4 separate regions of the Homo sapiens genome follow, and all the other regions are linked to region 2. A link is a contact called in ENCODE Hi-C or POLR2A ChIA-PET data. All regions are on one chromosome and are shown on one strand. Each heading gives the region's core, a stretch centred on a gene start or an enhancer-like site at or near the end of the contact. The rest is flanking DNA. Distances are from core to core; before and after follow the strand shown. Region 1 has its middle 140 kb from the start of NAMPT-AS1. Region 2 has its middle 54 kb from the start of SYPL1. Region 3 has its middle 61 kb from the start of NAMPT-AS1. Region 4 has its middle 56 kb from the start of CTB-30L5.1.

Evidence for each region. A loop is a pair of places that touch in the nucleus more often than their neighbours do. ChIA-PET counts read pairs that join two places held with the same protein, here RNA polymerase II (POLR2A). Pooled maps may share reads with other maps.
Region 1: a loop to region 2 is called in a map of sigmoid colon, with 2.8 times the contacts of the local background. The contact joins two enhancer-like sites. A Hi-C loop is called at or near these places in 2 of 168 maps with a recorded cell type or tissue (dorsolateral prefrontal cortex and sigmoid colon) and 9 of 50 pooled maps.
Region 3: a loop to region 2 is called in a map with no recorded cell type, with 11 times the contacts of the local background. The contact joins two enhancer-like sites. A Hi-C loop is called at or near these places in 9 of 37 single-sample maps with no recorded cell type and 6 of 50 pooled maps. POLR2A ChIA-PET finds 5 or more read pairs at or near these places in 1 of 52 experiments (activated T-cell).
Region 4: a pooled map shows a loop between it and region 2 (2.3-fold over the local background). The contact joins two enhancer-like sites. A Hi-C loop is called at or near these places in 10 of 37 single-sample maps with no recorded cell type and 5 of 50 pooled maps.

The regions. Positions count from the first base shown.
Region 1 is chr7:106,423,837-106,426,536 of GRCh38, reverse strand. No RefSeq gene overlaps it. Among named protein-coding and RNA genes, the nearest start is that of NAMPT-AS1, 140 kb to the right of the region's middle. RefSeq lists enhancers at 1,100-1,199, 583-1,782. Within about 2 kb of position 1,401, at least 21 of the 41 ENCODE cell types and tissues checked have a DNase peak (open chromatin) inside an H3K27ac peak, as active enhancers do; they include sigmoid colon, where a contact is called at or near this core.
Region 2 is chr7:106,056,636-106,059,335 of GRCh38, reverse strand. No RefSeq gene overlaps it. Among named protein-coding and RNA genes, the nearest start is that of SYPL1, 54 kb to the left of the region's middle. RefSeq lists a silencer at 112-231 and enhancers at 572-671, 702-861, 545-1,096, 1,942-1,991, 2,502-2,551. Within about 2 kb of position 1,260, at least 17 of the 41 ENCODE cell types and tissues checked have a DNase peak (open chromatin) inside an H3K27ac peak, as active enhancers do; they include sigmoid colon, where a contact is called at or near this core.
Region 3 is chr7:106,344,747-106,347,446 of GRCh38, reverse strand. No RefSeq gene overlaps it. Among named protein-coding and RNA genes, the nearest start is that of NAMPT-AS1, 61 kb to the right of the region's middle. RefSeq lists an enhancer at 111-1,310. Within about 2 kb of position 1,411, at least 4 of the 41 ENCODE cell types and tissues checked have a DNase peak (open chromatin) inside an H3K27ac peak, as active enhancers do.
Region 4 is chr7:106,541,272-106,544,066 of GRCh38, reverse strand. No RefSeq gene overlaps it. Among named protein-coding and RNA genes, the nearest start is that of CTB-30L5.1, 56 kb to the left of the region's middle. Within about 2 kb of position 1,391, at least 9 of the 41 ENCODE cell types and tissues checked have a DNase peak (open chromatin) inside an H3K27ac peak, as active enhancers do.

The DNA.
Region 1 (2,700 bases), core at 152-2,651, 370 kb before region 2:
CATCTTCATTCACTTCCCCATGCACCTGTGAAGCTGTGACTACCATCGGGACGCCTGTTTCTAGTTCTCAGGAAGGTGCTGTGTTAAGCGAAGGGCCCTCTGGGTTCTGAAACTCTGGGGGCCTTGATTCCTCTGCAAGTGGGAGCCAGATTGGCTTTTCAGTCTCACCCAAACTTTGAGCTAGAAGGGAAGAGGGAGGAGAGTGGGGAAGGGAAAGGTGTCAGAGTCAGCGGACCCTGAGGAGAGGCACTGTGGATTATCAGTGTGAGGTATTAACATCACCCCTCCAGCCTTCACTGGGAATTGGGAGTCGACACTTGGGAATGTTTGAGTGCAGGTAAGGCAGGTGTCCCTACTCCACCAGAATGATCTGCTCCCCTTCTTCAAGTTTCTCGGTTTCTTACCCAACCATCCCCTTCCCCTACCCTGGCTATATGTAGCTGTTTCTAATTTTCTTTAATTTAACAAGGACTCAGTAAAAGAGAATATTTTCGTTAAACTTTCAGGTTTAACAAGATATTGTGAAAGCCATTGATCTCCACTCTATCACGCTGGAGAAGTAGGGAAATACCTATTTGTAAAATGTGCGTGTCTGCCTGTTGACACCCAGTTGTTGGCTTATTTGTTCATTCATTTATTTATGCATCTATTATTTATTCATTCATCAAATAGCTGTCAAATGCTATCTAAGACTTGATTGTTGTATTTATCCTCAGCTGGACCCTTCTATCCCCTCCTAAAGGAAGAGGAAGGAGGCATGCAAGGCACACAGCAAGGTGGGCTGATGCCAAGCTAGAACAAGGAAAGTGCAGTTGGAGGACATGTGTGGTGGGACCTGTAGCTGACCTTTCCCCTCCCTGCAGCCAGACTTTGCCCTCCCTGCAGCCAGGCCTGGGCCACACGGGTAGGAATACCCTGGCAGTTCACATTCTCACTCAGTCTCACACTCACTTTGTACTCTGATGCTGACATGAAGTGGCTCTGCTGGCAGCCCACGTGTTTCCAGATACTTGACCCAGCTGCAGGTATGAAGGCCTTACCTCCTGGCAAATGTGAAACAAAAGTCGAAGGAGACAAAGAGCCTGTGAGCTTGTTCCCCACTCCTTTCCATACTCAGCTGATGACTCAATTCACCACCAAGGGTGAGCATGAGGGATCTGTCCGTTCATATTCATCTTCCACCCTTTCCAGGCTTTGGATGTGTGGAGCTGTGCTAATTTGGAGTTGCTGAGCTACAGGACAGTGTTAAGAGAGGCTCTGGCATCTCAGATTTATTGCTTGAATACTTGAAATCCTTATTACAGGAAGTTACACAGCTTGCTTCCAAGCAGCACATGTAAAATTGCAGTTTGACGTTCTGGGGAAATCCCAAGCGTCACGCTGTTTCACCAGAGTGATAAATTGACAAGGGGCCAGTGTTCTGATGAAATCTTGCTTCTGTTTGCCTGCCTTCCCCATGAGTTCTCTAGTTTCCTAAGAGCCAAGAGTGAGCAAATAGGCTCTTACTCATTTTAGAACATTAGTCTTCTAATTTGCATACTTTCTTTCTACATCTAGTTATTGGTACTTGAACGGAAGTGGAGGAGTCTGTCCTAACATATTCCTCTGCCCTCCCCATCCCATCATGATTGAGAAAGAGAGAGAGAGAGAGAGATTGGAACTTGGGTTAGGAACTACTTTCCAGAATCTTTTATTTTCTTCTTTTTACTTATCTACCTTCCTTCCCTTTTTCTTTTCATTCCATTTCTCTCTCCCTCTTTTATTCAGTAATTTATCCAATTACCCATTCATTACTTTGTACCTGGAACCTGAGCTTAAGATAGCTGTGTCCTCTTCCTCTCCCTGATTAGGATTTAGATGTAAGTCTGTGAATGCCAGGATGATGTGTGGCTCAACCTACCTGTGGGTCTGCATACCTGAGTGATGGAGTCTCCTAGGAAAGACTCTCTTCACAGGAGGGGGAAATAGAAGCACCTACTAGGTTCAGTTGCACTGGACCAGGACTAGAATGGAGACTGGGGTGGTCCTGGTGGGGTTTGAGGAACAGCACAGTGCCTGTCACTCTGATGTCTTCTGGCCCAGCGCCCAGGGCCAGAAGTCCTGGGAAGTCCTGCGCCTGGGTCCTGAGATGAGGGTATTGGAATAAAAAACAAGTGTAAACAAAAATAGTTCATCACAAAAGCATCCCTAGGTTACAGGAAGCAGGGGGCAAGAGCAGCACCAGCCAGCCCCAAAAGCCAGGCTGATGTCAGTGTCCTTGACCCTGTGCAGATGCAGCTGTGTCATGGGTGGTGGTGGTGGGCACCTCCACTGTGCTCCAGCATAGACGTGCTGCTCTCTAAGGCTGCCTTGGTTGTCAGCAGCAATGGAGACCCCAGTCCCGTAAGCAGAGGCAGGTGAGGAAGAAGGTAGCAGGTGCCACACATAGCAGTGGGCAGTCATGCTCAGTATCTGTAAGATAATCCCTGGAGAATCCCAGACTTTAGGGGATGAGTTTGATGTGAGGATGTGTGTGGTTGGAGCAGCTGCAGAATGGATTTGGGTAAATCCAGAGAATGCTGTTTTGTATCTCTCACTAAGATTCTGTTTCACTCTAGGCAGAGGAATTTGAGAGACACAGGCTTTTACACGTGCCTTAAATCCAACTTACTTCCAAAAAGCACTTGTAGAAGCTTTATAGAAAGCCTCAATATAAAAGAG
Region 2 (2,700 bases), core at 11-2,510:
TCAAAGAGATATTCACTTCCATTTTCTGCTGGTCAGATATCCCACCCACAGGGATGCTGCTGTTGTTTGGGGACCTGTGCCCAAGGCAAGGATGGGCAGACCCCAAACCTGACATGCTGTCCCCAGATGCCAGGAGGACCACATGTCAGGGCCTGCACAACCTTAGGGTGCCTTTCCTGTAAACCAGCCCCCAGACGTCACTGGGTACAAGCTAGTGCTCCTAATCTACCCCCTACCCGTACTTCGGCCAACACAAAAGGTGCCAGTGAGCCTGAAGCCATAAGATCCATGTGGCAGATTTGAGGGCCCCAGATGCTGTATTCAACTGGGGGTACTCAAAATACTGTGATCAGCACAGATCTGTCTGCTCACCACATGCCAGGATCTGCCAGGGACCATCTCACAGCTAATGATAAATCCTCCTGTCAGGGCCACAAAGCAGGGCTTTGTGTCACTGTGTTAGCCCGCATCGTCCCAGGGCAGGGCTCCAGGCTGAGCTGGTCAGCCCAGGCCACTGCAGACAATGGAGCCACAGTGGGGCAGGGCTTGCAATGGAAGTCAGTATGGAGGATGGTGACAAGAAGCAAACACCCTGACAGCAGCCAGGCCCATGCACGCCTCCCCGAGGAGGGAGGACAGGGCGGGGCAGGCTCTGCAGAGTCAACGGGCAACTTGAATCTTGCAGCATCTGGCTAGCACCCAGGCAGGCTCCACAGATGCCCGCCTGGGCCTGATTTTCCTGTTCTCAGTCTCCCACGTCTGCCAGGAGGCCTTGATAAATATTCAATAGCTCTGGCCTCAGAGCCTGTGTCTGGAGGACATTCTTAGGCAGTGAACTGGAGACAAGCTGAGAGGAGGCCTTTAAAGGAGCCCCAAACCTCAGCCTCTCCTTTCTGCTCGGGGTTTGGTTTTAAAGAGTCCCAGGGGAGCCACCCACCTGCAGGCCTGACCCCCTGAGGTCGATACGCGGGTTCCCTGAGCCCAGCTCTCAGGGAAGAAAAAGGCAGAATTCAGGCTGCTAGAGCAGCCGGGATAAGAGAAGTGATGCTGGCAAATGTGGTATTTAATGGATATTTTAAAACACCAATAGCAAATACAGTCATTTCTGGGACTTTTTTTTAGAAGATGCTGAATTAAAAATTTGCATCTTCCCTCATTCTTGATCTCCTTCTGCAGTTCCACTTGAGCAACCCCACAGGCTCCAGTCTCACTTCTGCTCACACCCTCCACCTGCTGCCCACGCAGCTTCCTGTCCTGCCCCCACCGCGCCCCCTGCGCCGTCCCAGCTCACCTGTTGGCCATCAGACATCACTCACGACCCCTCCCTTTCACCAGACTGTGGCTCCCACCATTTTGATTATGAAGTTTCTCATTTAGCTCAAAATATCTGACAGACTCCCTGCCCCATTCATTATATTGGACACATAGAGTCGAATATATATTAAACTTCAATTAGATCAATTCTATATTAGACTTCTATAAAACATCCAGTGGGTGAGAAACTATATAATGATCAAAGTGACTGCAAATTCAGTAACCACATTGTGCAATCATATTTTACTTATCACAGAAACATCCAGGCACCTTTGAGAACCAACAGGACGTTCATGTGCAGAAGATGTGATTTCTTCAATCTAAAGACAGTGGAGAGAGGGGTGTGTGCGTGTGTGCACGGGTGCACGTATGCAAATTTGCTGGCCCCTCACAAAAGCTCTAGTTTCTGGAAGGAGAGCCCGAGTGTCCTCAGGCCCAGCGGTTCCAAGCATTACTGGGTGCCTCCACTGAGATAGCAAAGGACTCACAGGTCTCCAGGCACCTGGTAATAATGTGGAATTGGCCGGGGCTGCCTGTTGCTGAGGAAGTTCTTGTCAAGTCTGGCCTTGGTGGGAGCACCAGTGGTAGTCAGAGGTTCTTCACCTTTTTTGGGTCATAGACCCCTTGGAGTGAAAATGTTGGAGGTTTCTCCTGAAAAGCACACTGCAATTCAGGGGATCCCCTGGGTCCTGGAGTCCATGCATAGGCATCATGGACCCCACATGGAAACCTCCCTGATTGAGAGGTCTCGAAAGCTTTTCCAGTCCTAAGAGTACAGTTTCTAATTTGCTGGAGTCGGCTGGACTTTCATTCCCTGGCAGAGCCATTTTGGAGGATAAGAAGATGTGTCTTCTCTACCACCGCACATGCGGTCCACAGTGACTGAGGGGAGTGTCACGGTGCCACCTTGTGCTTCTGTCCTGAAACTGCACCTTCTCTGGGGCCCATGCTCAGGTCCACACTGCCCACCTCTCACTCCATGAGCCTCACTCCCTACCACTCTCCCACCTTCTTACTCTGACCAAGCCACATGGACTCCTGACGTCCCTGCCTTGGGGGCCTTTGCACTGACTGTTCCCCCTGCCTGAAGTCTGGGTTTAAAGCCGTATACACAAGTGCAGTTTGTACAGTCATATCATGAACCAAGAAAAAAAGCAAATGTTTATGAAGATGCCTTTATTTTCACTTGGCCTAAAGCGAGAAAGTATCACATGAGTATATAAAAGAATTTTTTAAATTTTGAGGCAGCTTTGAGGAGAGATTGAGGAAGATGAGAGGGTGTAGTAGTAAGCTCTCATTAAGTTTTGCTGCAATAACAAATAGCCTCAAAAATCTCAGTGGCTAGGCCGGGCGTGGTGTCTCATGCCTGTAATCCCAGCACTTTGG
Region 3 (2,700 bases), core at 162-2,661, 290 kb before region 2:
TTTTCTCCAGGGCCTTGCAGAGACTTGTTCACATAATGAAAAATGTCCGCTGAGAAGGCAACTTTTTGTAGCCATTGTTCATCAAAACACTTAACGAAACTTGCCCAGTATGATATTGAAAGTACTTTTGAATTTCATCTTTTAGCTCAAACACCCTGTTGAAAATGCTTCCTCTGCTGAGCCACCAAATTTCTGTGTATAGCAGGATATTTCTGTGGCCTTTATCGACACCTTTTCAGTTTTAAAAGTATTCTCAAGTTAGCCTTTATATAACAAAGATAGCCATTTTGTAATATTATCTAAAACTTTCATTTCATCTCCAAGAATGTTTGACATTCTCTTTGAAGAAGCCAATGTGTTGTGAAAATGTGAGAAACTTTTTTCATTTAATAAGATGCAAAAGCTCTCATAGAACCAAATTTGACAGAGCACTATCAGTGTTCATGTCAATGTAGTTCTTAGACCTTTTGTTTATAGATATGAAGGCCAAACATTAATTATATCTTGGCCTTTCCTTGTTATGGGCCACTCTTTGTTTTCTTGAATTTCACAATTACTTGCAAATCTTACAAATGCTAAGTATGACATTTATTGGTGAAATCCCCTGACTCATCAACCTAGAAAAGGAAGCTGCGGTTTTTCAGGGTATGTCACAAAACCTCTTCAAAGTTGTGTGACGTGTCATCAATACTTCACCATATGACACTGTTTGAGGCTGTGGAACCTTTTCAGTTTCTTGTAGTGCATCTTTTCCTAGCCTTTGATTCACAGTAATTTTACATGATCACATTGTTAGCCTTACCAACTGTGTGACTTTTCCTGTTTAAGACAGTAAGTTCTGCTACTAAATAACTTGCTCCCTGGTCCTTTTCACTGAATGTACCTGTTTCTTGTTTGTTTGTGTGTTTGTGTGTTTTTAACAAGAGTTACTGTTTGTTTTAAGATTCTAATAGCTGCTTAAAGTAATCAGCATCTTTACTTCTCGAATACCTATGACTTATATTTAAGGGTTTTTGTTTTGTTTGGGTTTTCTTTTTTTTTTTTTATTGGAGCCATTCCCACATCTCTAAGTTGTTTGACATAGCAGGGATTGGCAAATGACAGCCCATGGGCCGAACCTCACCAGAGGCCTGCTTTGGTACAGCCCTCAGGGCTAAGATTGGCTTTTACATTTTTAAAGCATTTAAACAAGCAGACAAAGACAAAGAAGAATATGTGACAGAGACTACATGTGATCTGAAAAACCTAAAATATTTGCCACCTGCCTCTTTACAGAAAAATCTTGCTGGCCTCCTCACATGGATGATTCTCAATAAAATAAGAAAATTTGGATAATCAGCCTATAGAAGCTCCTTGGTAAGGGTCTTTCATCATAAAGATGGACTTTTTCTGTGTCCTTTGTTCCAATCACACAGGAAAATGACTCAGAAGGTTATAATTCATCATCACTACCCTTATCAGGGTTATCCCCAGGCCTAAAATTTTCCTCTTCCATCTCACATCTCACCTTCAAAAATTACCACATTGGGTTATCAAACATGTTTATAAAATACAAACATGAGTTAAGTGTAAAACATAAGAGCATAGTAAAATTTAAAAATCCCCCCAAACTCATCAATCACTGGAGAAATCACTTTTAGTCTTTTTCAACCTATGTTTTGCCATGTTTGTAACCACAACAAAACTGGGGGCAGGAGGTGGGGCAGGGTGCAGCTGAGCCTTTAGAATGAAAATTAAATTTCCCCTCATTTTTAGTTATACTAGCAAAGCTTGTTTGGTCCTGTGAGTCATCCTGTAGTGCATAAGGGGAGTTTAGGGGAAATAGTTAGAGAAGGAAAAACTCATGTCATCCATTTACCACCCCTCTCGTCTGTGCAATATAGCACTCATCAGTTACCAGTAACCTCCCATAGCTTGCATCATAAACCAAACTGGGCACAAACAAATACAATCCTATTGCACACTGCCACAATGGGGCTGAAAGACCCCGAATGAAATTGCTGACATGTCTGCTTAGCCACTATCTATCCTCAAAGTATGCAAACTTCGAAAGTTGATGTCTAGGTTTTAAATCAAAATCTCTTACAAACCCCTAGTGATGACATATTGAACTTTAAGGTTTTGTGGAAACCAAATTGAGAAACATTGGACCAGAGTCTCTGTATTCCAAAAGATTATCTTTCATTTGTATAATCTAAAACTCCCTTAAGTCTTATTCTTCTCCAAAACTCAAAGATCTACCCTTCTTCAAAGATAAATTTAATAATCACTGGCAGAATTAAAACAGATTGTTCTCACTCTCAGCCATCAATATTTTGGAAAACATCAAGTGCGGAAGTAAGCATCGTGACTCTGTTACAGTAACAGCTCAAATATCCGGAAGAATGTGGTAAGTCTATAAACACGTTACCACTAAAGTGCTCTCAGAGTCCATGGGGAAGTGAGATCACTAGATAGAGGAAATCAGGAAGGGTGTCATAAGTGAGGTAGCACTTACCACAGATCTCAGGGAAGGGAAGCACTTCTATGGTCAACATGACAGGAAAACATTTAGAATGCAGAGAATACAATTTCTAAAAGCATGGAGGCAGAAATTTATGGAGCAGGTTAGAACAATAGTATGTGGTCCCATTTGGCTAAAGTATAGGTGACATGTAGCGGGGAAGGGAAAGGAATATTGTATTAATAAAGTGCCATGAA
Region 4 (2,795 bases), core at 142-2,641, 480 kb before region 2:
GAGCGAGACTCCGTCTCAAAAAAAAAAAAAAAAAAAAAAAAAAAAAAAAAAAAAAGTACATCTGATAACATTAGACTAAAATCTAAACTCCTCACCATGACCTTCAAGACCCTTCAAAGTCAAGCTCTGCTTACCTCTCAAATCTCACTTTTTTTTTTGAATTTTTACAGCCCCAATTTTATTTTACAAACCAATGGCAGCTACTAGAAGATTCTTTAGGAAACCTTAGCTAAGCCACATAATCAGGCCTATACAAGTACAGAAAAAGCTAAACATCAAATCTCACTTTTTGAACATTCTCTCTTCTCACTCGGTCCTCTCCAGCCACATTGGCCATTCTGCTGTGTTCTCAGACACACCAAGTCATTTATTCCTTAGAAACTTTGCACTTGTTATTCTCTCTGCCTGGGATGCTTTTCCTTCAGAGATTCCCAAGGCTTGCTCACATCTCTAAAACAAGTCTTTTCCCCGACTACTCTTTAAGGGAGAGTCCACCTTTTCCACCCTCAGCATACTCTAGTCCATCTCCTTGCTTGATTTTCTTCACTGAACTTTCACTATCTGGAATTTATTATCTGTTTGTTTCTTTATTTGTTGTTGTCCCACTAGATTGTGAGTGTGAGGAGGGCAGGGGCTTTGTCTATCTGGTTCATTGCTGTATCCCTGGGGCCTAGAACAGCACCTGGTCCTTGAAGAGCATTAGAGCCTTCACATTCCACGGCCCCTGGGGTATTCACTATGGATAGTGTTCCTCTGTGGAACATCATTCATGCAGGATAAATCAATGGTAAACAAATCTTCAGTGAATGTGTGCTGTCTGCTCAGCAATGTGCTATAACTGCTTGACTTGTGTTTTGAGCTCTAACATTTCAAAAAGTCTGCCAGAGCCTTGCATATCTCCCAGATTGGAAAGAATGAGAATTCCTTATGATCAGAAATCACAAGACTGAGAATACTAGTTTGTTTTTTTAGAAGAGTCTTACTTGCAGGAATAGTTTCAAAATAGTTGCCTCATAAACTTCTGAGCCCTGGAAGTCCTGACTATTTCTGCCTGGCTCTTGAAATTTGTTCTGGCACTGTCTGAAGCTCTTCTTCACTCCAGCTTTGGGCTTCTGGATGAAAGCTCCTGGTTTTTTTTTTTTTTTTTTTTTTTTTTTCCACTCACCACTGTGAACTACACACCCAAATCCCCAACCCCAGCATTTTTCTTTATTCTGTCTTTGGCAGTTGTTTTTGTATTCTGGTTTTAGTTTGATGTTTTCAGACTGTTTCCTGTTCTAGCCATGGGCTATCTCTGGCTGGCTTCAGTGTGTCTTGTAGAATTTGTGCCCCACCTCCCTCTAGCTGCTTGTTTTTTCCACATTCTCTGTCTCTGAGTAGGGATTTTCTTACGCCCTGTTCACATCTGCCCCCTCCTGGCAGGTATGATATTTAGTGGAGTGAACTTGACTCTAGTTCTTGATCAGTTTTGTGCTTAATTTAGTATTGACTCTAGGTCTTGATCAACGCATCCTTCTACATGTAATGGGCAACGTTTATTCAGTTCCTAGCTTTGACCAGCTAGATGAAGAATGTGGACAAAACACAGGAGAGTAGATAAGTCAGTGCTCATTACAGGGGGTGTGTGCCCCACAAGAGCTGCATAAGGTGGTCCATTGGGAAACTGGAAAGAAATGTTAGAAACTCTCTTTCTAATTTTATTTTTTAATTTCCATATTTGTGTATGATCAAAGCAACTTTATGGACAAAGATGTATGATCAATAGAGTTTGGAGACCACTGTTCTGGATAATAATTCTACTTATACTTTATAACCAATAATGACTCAGTCATTTACACACAGTGTGTACATTATGTAAAATAAATCATATTCACCCCCACATTGAATCATTTTTATTGCTGGTGTCTGGGCAGTCATGAAATTCTTCATGCCCCTCTTACATTATAAAGTTCTTACTAGGTACAGTTTAATAAACCTATGGCTAGGGGTGAGCAGTGAGGGAATACTATATCATACTGACTGTTTGATCTTTCCAGAAATACTATTCCTTGTGAAAGATTCATCCTATTTTAAATGTGAGCCTCTGCAAATCTTAAAATAGTTGAAATGCTTCCAAGTGAAATAATATGTCATATCACTGAATCAGTTAAAATATGCTTCGACTCAAAATATCTTTGATATTGTGTGTTTTAAACTTTATTGAAAATCACTTAACATTTATTAAGAACTTTTTGTTTTTCTTTTGTACTGGGTGGATAGTTGTCAACTTGGCATTATCCCTGCCTCTTGCCATGGAGCTTTTGGGTTTGATTCTGCTACTGAGAGGAATTTGCATGACATTTGGAAAGAGATAATAGAAGTCATCATTTATGGTTATGGACAAAAGTAGGGACAGTGGCAGACTCGAGGCAGCTTCTCTGTGAACTACTGCTTGGGTGCTGTAAGCAGCTGAGACCAGCAGTAGTGGTTTCCCTGATAATCCTGTTTCATAAATGAAACAACATTTTACTTTTATTTTTTATAAAATCCAGATTCTGCACAACTGACTTAACCTTTTAAACATATTAATTTGACCCCCAAATTAATCTATAATTTCATAGCAAATCCAACCAAAATTCAGGTAAAATTTTTCTTTTTCTGCGGGATTAGGGTGGGGAGAGGGTAGGGAACCTGATAAACTATTTCCAAAATATATAAAGTAGAATAAGGGTTCACATTAGGAAAAGCAACTATACCACATAAAAACATAAAATGGAAGATTCACACCACTAGATACTAAAATGTTTTACAAAGTC